2 separate regions of the Homo sapiens genome follow, and region 1 is linked to region 2. A link is an interaction called in ENCODE POLR2A ChIA-PET data of the cell type or tissue named here. Cell type or tissue: endothelial cell of umbilical vein. All regions are shown on one strand. Each heading gives the region's core, and the rest is flanking DNA. Links, peaks and the distances in the headings are about the cores only.

Evidence for each region. Peaks named below come from ENCODE experiments on the same cell type or tissue, not always from the same donor. Only the 100,000 strongest peaks of a DNase experiment are listed, where the experiment ranks them.
Region 1: POLR2A ChIA-PET joins it to region 2 with 5 read pairs; 5 of 35 experiments call an interaction of 5 or more read pairs at or near these places.

The regions. Positions count from the first base shown.
Region 1 is chr18:75,223,018-75,227,409 of GRCh38, forward strand. The region is part of intron 1 of TSHZ1 (teashirt zinc finger homeobox 1); the gene reads left to right. Among named protein-coding and RNA genes, the nearest start is that of TSHZ1, 14 kb to the left of the region's middle. In endothelial cell of umbilical vein, for the core only: no CTCF peak of the experiment used is centred there; no DNase peak of the experiment used is centred there.
Region 2 is chr18:74,629,869-74,634,260 of GRCh38, forward strand. ZNF407 (zinc finger protein 407) reads left to right here. Exons shown (of 9, transcript NM_017757.3): 2 at 1,099-4,392. The coding sequence starts at 1,152. Among named protein-coding and RNA genes, the nearest start is that of ZNF407, 34 kb to the left of the region's middle. RefSeq lists an enhancer at 3,534-4,392. In endothelial cell of umbilical vein, for the core only: no CTCF peak of the experiment used is centred there; a DNase peak (open chromatin) is centred at 1,973; H3K27ac peaks cover 616 bases.

The DNA.
Region 1 (4,392 bases), core at 303-4,302, 590 kb after region 2:
TCGGAGTATTCTGTGGTACACCTCCCTGCCTCCCAGCACTGCGGTACTTGATATCTCATGATGGGTGTGAGGGTGATGATGAAGATAATAATACATTTATTCCTCCGTTCTTCCTCTTGGGAATTCACGGCACTCAGTTATCTCAACGAGAGTGGAGGCGGTACAAGGGATTTAGGGATACATGGAAATTATATATATATAAATTCGTTTGTCTGTTTCTATAGCAATTGCTTCTTAAAAATAATTTAGTAGTTTAATACAAAAGCAGTGGATGGGTTTTTATGTGCTCGTATAGGGAAGATTTTTTTAGTTTCACACATGTTCAGTTTTAATGGGTAATAATTACATCTTTGTATTTTGATGTCAGGCTGGTTATGAGGCCTAATTCTGCAGGCAGCCTCCTCATTGATTTGCACCTAACTGCTGATTTTAGAGAGAGGGAGTTGCAGGCCAGGATCCCCTTCTGTTTTTCAGACAAGTTAACACATAAGTGGCTCCTTCAGTTCCATTTCAACAGACAGTTGCTTTCCTGGCCTGTCTTCTCCAGGCCCTGGAATCGAATATACATATGGTTTTGTGGTTGGGGCTTTTTTGAAAGACAGATTCCTTAAAAAAAAAAAAATTGTCCCCCACTCCCTACCCCGCCTCTCTTGCTAGGCATCCTTTTCCCACCTCCTCACTCGAGTTTGTAGTTTGCAGGCCTGATTCTCTGCAGCCCTGGCCCTGCATGTGCTGGGAAAGCAGTAAAAATGAGCACTAATCAATCTTCCAGAGAGAAGCAATGGGCATTAGAAGGCCGCTATCCTGTGACTAAACACACCCCCTTTATGGAGTGTTGGTACTAATAAAGGCCAGCTTATTACTGAGGCAGAGACCAAAGCCTGGATGAGGTCAACCATGACTGACAGTCATCAGTCATTCTTAATGATACTTTTTCCCGTGCTTTCTAAGGGATTCTGAGCAGAGTGCAAATCATTCGGGGTCATTCATAGTTCATGTACCCACAGATGGCAAAGGTTTTGAAAGACTTCAGTTTAAACTTGTAAAAAAAAAAAAAAAAAAAGATCCTCACTTTTTTTTTTTTTAAAGGAAGGGAAAATACCCCAAAACAAAACATAGATTTTTCTTATTGGAACGCTTTCATGTTCTTTCAACCTAATAGATGTTTTACACACTACGGTGCTTGTGCATTATTAAAAGAGACATAAATTTATGTTTTATGACGTCTGTCTTCTTTAATTATTACCTTTGATGTCTATTGGTGACTAAAGAGAGCTTAACAGGATTTCTTTCTCTTCTTAAATTTCGCATCGTGAAACCCAGCTAGTCCCTGACAGATGTCTGTTCCTCACCTTCAGGATTATTTTATAAATCCCTTTCTGATGAGCGGAAGTGTCAAATCAAGGACAGGTCATAAAGTAAAAGTATAAACCTTTTAAAGAGAGACCTTGGTAATATATAAACATTCTGCACACTATCTGAATTTTTTATGGACTAAAGAAAAATTATATTTCAGCTGGAGGAAGGGAGAAGTTTAAACATCAGCCCAGATTTTAATGTATGATCCCCCCCTCCCCGCAATACTCTTATTTATAGCCATCTAAGAAACCACTGGCTTTATCGGCTATTTTAAACATTTGGACTCGATTTGGAGCCTGCCTGTTAATTGTCCATGTTTAAATTCAGAAGGTTGACTTTGAATCAATGCTTGCACACAGTATAGGATACAGGGTGGTGGGGAGGGGTGCGGCGGGCATTGGATGTAGGGTAGAGGCCTGGGTCTTTGTTCTTTCATTAATCTCTTTTTCCCTGTTCTTTCTCAAGCCTCAGTTTCCTTCTCTGTAAACAAAGGGCTTATATTATTAGAGAATTCCTAACGCGTGCTATTCTACAACCATGTGATCCATTGCACCCATCTTTAGCACCCCTGAGTTGGAGGAAGTCGCCGTCATGAAGCAACAGCTGTCCTTTTTTTTTTTCTTTCTTAGAAAAGCTGGTTGTACTTAGAGAATTTGCTTTTGGTAAAATTTGAGTTTATTTCTACTTATGAAATTGGAAATAAGCTGAAATCAACAACTTCTGGGCCCTCCTGCCATTTTCATGTCAAGGCACATGGAGACATGTCAGTGCACGTGGGACGTGGAAGCTGCACAAGGGGTGTTCTTGGGTGTGGACGTGCATGGTGGGCGCACAGGCCTCTAGGAAATGCTTCCTCGGTTCTGGGCACCTTCAATCATGGATGATGGGGCTGGAAACTTGCCTATAGCTTTTTAAAGAAAAATTAAATATTTTGAATTGAATTCAGCAATTTCTTGAACACCTACTGTTTGTGAGTGAGGCCTGGCGGTAGGTGAGCATGGCGTGGAGCTCGCGGGAGAGTTGGAGATGTGATCGCTTCTGTCCGTGTGTCAGCGTGATGGCCTGTCCACGCCGCTTTCTTCTGACTGTGAGCTGGCCCATCTCTGTACGCTTGCCCCACAACCTCAGCATGCCCTTTGGAACATCAGAAGTCCCCCACAGCCTCAGCAGGTCTTCTGAGAACTAGGAATTAGAGCCCCACTGTCGTGGAAATCAACTCGTCATCAAGTAGGGCCGACAATGAGACAGCTGACCATCCTCCACATTCCGAGCCTGAAGGGGAAAGGTTTTCCCAAGGAGAGGTGCTGGTGGGCTCGCACGCCATCCTGAGCACAGCAGACAGCAGTTAATGCAAGACTATATCTCGGTGGCGGGTTTTACTTAATGTTCTTTATTATGAAGAATAGCGATACCTCAAAGCCATACATTTTTTGAGAGTAGCTTCTCCATGTTGATTTTTCTTTGGATGGGTTGCTTAGAACGGAGCCAAAAGAGAGCCACTTGGTGGAGAGGCAGGTTTGCACTTTGCCCTGTTTTTGTGTATGTGGATGTCAAATGTCAATTTGTTTGGTAAAATGTGAAGCTGAATTTATAAATCTGTGCTAAGCAATTAGTTTGGAAATTAGTGCTATCTCTAGGAAAATCCCCTTAGCAGGCATCAGATTCAAACGATGCAACTCAGTAGGTGTGGGGGCAAAACTGCAACATATTTTCAAGGCAAAATCTTACAAATATAAACATTATATCAAATATAAACATATGTTTGCAGTGTACAAATGTCTTGCATATTCAAAGCAAATAAGTCCTGATGGGGGAGGAAAAAGTATTTGGATGTAGCCGTTATGTTTAATTTTCCTCACACAGTCAGTAGATAGTCTGTGTCTGCAAAGGATTGGTCCTTTCTTGCTCCCCACTCACCCAACTCTGTGGTTCTAGAACCTTCTATTAATTCCCATTGGTGAGCCCATGAAATCTTTGATTCCTTCTTGATTGCTCTCTGAAGACGCCTATCAGGCACTGTCTTATCTGTTTGTAAAGCAGCTCAGGCCCCAGATTTAAGTCATGGGTCTGGCTACAAGTTAGAGTGTGATTAATAATTGACTAATGTAGCTTTTATTTATCACAGGCTAGCACATTTCGCCATTACTGAGTTAATTTATGTTAAGTGTAAGCTGTCGTTCAATCTGTTTTTCAACTTTTTTTTTTTTTTTTTAAATCCTAAGTCTATCTTTCACTTTTGGAGAAACAAAATCCTCATACAGGGCACAGACACACTCGATGCCAAAAAGTTGATTTCCTTTTCCCTGGAGCCATGCATCACCAGCCCTCCCAGCCGCAGTGTCAGCCCCTGACAGAATGACATGTGTCATTTATCAAAGGGGCCAGGCCGGGCCTTGGGAAACGCCGCCGACAAAGCCTGAGAGAGTTCATTTTGCAGTCCCTCCTACCCTCTGTGAGCCCCTTGCCAGGAAAGCCTGTGATGTTTCTGTCTTCAGAGCATTACTGTAAGTCCTTCAACCTTCACAGAATTAACCCTCCCCACCTCAGCCCGCTGCAACAGCTCCGAGGTCCTGCCTGGGAAGGTTCTGAGACCCAAAGGAGTGATTGTTCCAAGCCCAGGAACACACAAGCCCCCGGCTCTGTAGGGACACCCCATGGAGTCCCGGCTTTCCGTGCAGAAAGCATGACCCAGGTGCCCCTGCATCTCCCCACTTTCTAGCAGGCTTTAAGGATTCAAGCCCTGAGTAATACTCAGTGAGACAAGGTCAGAGGCATAAAGAACCAGCAGCAAAGCATTTCCCTGGTATCCAAATTCATAGGTCCCCCACTCCTGCGGCAGAAGTTTGGTCTTCTATTTTTTTTTTTTTTAGAGTCTGCCTAATAAGTGTTTTACTCCAGGCTATTTTTGAAACCACCTACTAAACCCGATAGATGTTTCTTCTTTTTCTCTGTTGCCTAGAATTTGTAACCCCATTCCCGCCTGCATAAAGACAGTGATGAGGTTCGAGTCTAAAAGTTGCTAAAAAAGGATAT
Region 2 (4,392 bases), core at 249-4,248:
TTATTGATTTCAAGGCATTTTATTCAATAAAATTCTTTTTTTTCTCAAAATTTACTCCATTAATTCTACTCTACCACTGACATTTCCCTTTGCCATTAACCTTCAGACAATATAAAATGACAATTAGATGAGGAAATTAATGATTGACAGCTGGACTAGAAGTGGCTTTTCATTGGTAAAAGAGCTTGAGCACGAATGGTGATATGTAATGAGATTATACGTGTTGTTCATTGGAATATATTTAGAAAAATCATGGTAAAGCTCTTTGCTTTAGGAGAAAAGGATGAAACAGTGGTGTCTTTTTTTTTTTTTTTTTTTTTGAGACGGAGTCTCGCTCTGTCGCCCAGGCTGGGGTGCAGTGGTGCAATCTCGGCTCACTGCAAGCTCCGCCTCCCGGGTTCACGCCATTCTCCTGCCTCAGCCTACCGAGTAGCTGGGACTACAGGCGCCTGCCACCATACCTGGCTAATTTTTTTGTATTTTTAGTAGCGACAGGGTTTCACTGTGTTAGCCAGGATGGTCTCGATCTCCTGACCTCGTGATCCGCCTGCCTCGGCCTCCCAAAATCCTGGCACTACAGGTGTGAGCCACCACGCCTGGCCGAAACAGTTGTTTTAAAATTATGTTTCTTTTACATAGGACTTGGGCTTCTGTTAGAGGTTAAGGAGGGGAAGGCCTCACTTCTAGACTTGCATCACAGCAGTTTTGTTTTAATATATTTTACAGAGTAGGAGCTCATTGAAATGTTTTTTGAAAGGAGAGCTTCTCTTTTTGTTTTTTTTTTAAAAGGGTAGTAAATTGAAGTATGCTGGTACAGAGAATTGAAATATGGGAGTTTTTCTGCAAGCTTGTTGAGAAATCACTTTTTCTACCAAAGATACCATAGTATTTCTTCTGGAGTCAACAATAGGGTGACATGGTGTTCCTAAAATCCTACTTCATACTTTTTGATAAAAGACTTTAGACATGTAATCAAATTCATCTCAGTATAAAGGGTGTTTCATTGGGGCTAACTTCATGATACTTTTTCATCTAGTTTTAGACTAATACGTGTGTCTTTATATTCAAGATTTAATACCATGTTTGTTTACTTCACAGGTTATGAGTGCCAGTGAGCCGCCTTAGATAGAAGCATCGTCAGCACTTTATTAATGATGGATAGTGAGAATAAACCCGAAAATGATGAGGATGAAAAGATAAACAAAGAAGCACAAGACTTGACAAAGCTTTCATCCCATAATGAAGACGGTGGGCCTGTATCTGATGTGATAGCAAGTTTCCCTGAGAATTCTATGGGCAAAAGAGGTTTTTCAGAATCATCGAACTCTGATAGTGTTGTTATAGGAGAAGACAGAAATAAACATGCTTCCAAACGCAGGAAATTAGATGAGGCAGAGCCCCTTAAATCTGGAAAGCAAGGTATTTGTAGATTAGAAACTTCTGAGAGCTCAGTCACAGAAGGGGGTATTGCATTAGATGAAACAGGGAAGGAGACCTTTCTGAGTGACTGCACAGTTGGAGGCACATGTCTCCCAAATGCCCTCTCCCCTTCTTGCAATTTTAGCACTATTGATGTTGTTTCTCTGAAAACAGACACTGAAAAAACATCTGCTCAGGAAATGGTTTCCCTTGATCTGGAAAGAGAATCTCCTTTCCCCCCGAAAGAAATTAGTGTTAGTTGTACCATTGGGAATGTAGATACAGTTCTCAAATGCAGCATCTGTGGGCATTTGTTTTCTTCTTGCTCTGACTTGGAAAAACATGCTGAGTCTCACATGCAGCAGCCTAAGGAACATACCTGTTGTCACTGCAGCCACAAAGCAGAGAGCAGCTCAGCACTACATATGCATATCAAACAAGCACATGGGCCACAGAAGGTCTTTTCCTGTGATCTTTGTGGTTTTCAGTGTTCAGAAGAAAACTTGTTGAATGCACATTATCTTGGCAAAACACATCTCCGTCGTCAGAATCTGGCTGCTCGTGGAGGATTTGTACAGATCTTAACAAAACAACCTTTTCCTAAAAAATCACGTACAATGGCAACAAAAAATGTTCACTCAAAACCAAGAACTTCTAAATCAATAGCAAAGAATAGTGATTCAAAAGGATTACGAAATGTGGGAAGCACGTTTAAAGATTTCAGAGGAAGTATTTCTAAACAAAGTGGTAGTAGCAGTGAGCTTCTTGTTGAAATGATGCCTTCCAGAAATACTTTGTCACAGGAAGTAGAGATTGTTGAAGAACATGTTACTTCCCTTGGTCTAGCTCAGAATCCTGAAAACCAGAGTAGAAAGCTAGACACCTTAGTAACCTCAGAGGGTCTCTTAGAGAAATTGGAATCTACAAAAAATACCCTTCAGGCAGCACACGGTAACAGTGTAACCTCGAGGCCAAGACCTGAGCGAAATATTCTCGTGTTGGGTAATAGCTTTCGTCGACGAAGCAGCACTTTCACCTTGAAGGGCCAGGCAAAGAAAAGGTTTAATCTTTTAGGAATTAAAAGAGGTACAAGTGAAACTCAGAGGATGTATATGAAACACTTGAGAACACAGATGAAAACACACGATGCAGAATCAGTGCTGAAACACCTGGAAGCGTGCAGCAGTGTGCAGAGAGTGTGTGTGACTACCTCAGAAACCCAGGAGGCAGAGCAGGGCCAGGGGAGTGCCCGTCCTCCGGACTCCGGGCTGCATTCCCTGACAGTGAAGCCAGCTTCTGGCTCTCAGACGTTGTGTGCTTGTACAGACTGTGGGCAAGTAGCTACAAATAGGACAGATTTGGAAATCCATGTGAAAAGGTGCCATGCCAGAGAGATGAAATTTTACTGCCGTACTTGTGACTTCTCTAGTATGTCAAGAAGGGACTTAGATGAACATTTGCACAGTAACCAGCATCAGCAAACTGCTTCTGTCCTGAGTTGTCAGTGTTGTTCATTTATATCCTTGGATGAAATAAATCTTAGAGACCACATGAAGGAAAAGCACAATATGCATTTTCTTTGCACCCCTTGTAATCTGTTCTTTTTGTCTGAAAAAGATGTGGAAGAACACAAAGCCACCGAGAAGCATATTAATTCATTGGTTCAACCAAAGACTTTGCAATCATCTAACAGTGATTTGGTTTTACAGACTTTACCTTTGAGTACTTTAGAATCAGAAAACGCAAAAGAGTCTATGGATGACTCAGGAAAAGCATCTCAGGAAGAACCTCTGAAGTCCAGGGTAAGCCATGGTAATGAAGTGAGGCATTCCAGTAAGCCTCAGTTTCAGTGTAAGAAGTGTTTTTATAAAACAAGATCTTCTACTGTTCTCACGAGACATATAAAGCTTCGGCATGGTCAAGACTATCATTTTCTTTGTAAAGCTTGTAATCTTTATTCATTGAGCAAAGAAGGAATGGAGAAACACATTAAAAGAAGCAAGCATCTTGAAAATGCTAAGAAAAATAATATTGGCTTAAGCTTTGAAGAATGTATTGAAAGGGTATGTATAGGTGCAAATGATAAAAAAGAAGAGTTTGATGTTTCCGGAAATGGAAGGATTGAAGGCCATATAGGTGTGCAATTACAAGAGCATTCCTATCTTGAGAAGGGCATGCTGGCGTCTGAGGAACTGTCACAGTCTGGTGGTAGCACCAAAGATGATGAATTAGCTTCAACCACTACTCCAAAGAGAGGGAGACCTAAAGGTAACATCTCACGGACGTGTTCACACTGTGGCCTTTTGGCCTCTAGTATTACAAACTTGACTGTTCACATTAGACGAAAACACAGTCACCAGTATAGTTATTTATGCAAAGTGTGTAAGTATTACACTGTAACTAAGGGAGATATGGAACGTCATTGTGCCACCAAGAAACATAAAGGACGGGTAGAAATAGAAGCAAGTGGAAAACACAGTTCAGATATCATTGTTGGCCCTGAAGGGGGTAGCCTTGAAGCTGGTAAAAAGAATGCTGGCTCAGCAGTGACCATGTCAGATGAACATGCTAACAAACCAGCTGAGTCACCCACCTCCGTTTTAGAGAAGCCAGATCGTGGAAACTCAATTGAAGCTGAAGTTGAAAATGTATTTCATTCTCTAGATGGAGAAGTTAACAGCCATCTTCTTGATAAAAAGGAGCAAATATCTTCAGAGCCAGAGGACTTCGCCCAGCCGGGGGATGTGTACTCCCAGAGAGATGTTACAGGCACAGGTGAGAATAAGTGTTTGCACTGTGAGTTTAGTGCTCACTCCTCTGCTTCTCTAGAGCTGCATGTAAAACGGAAACATACAAAAGAGTTTGAGTTTTATTGCATGGCATGCGATTACTACGCGGTGACTCGTCGCGAGATGACCAGGCATGCAGCAACAGAGAAGCACAAAATGAAAAGGCAGTCTTATCTCAACTCTG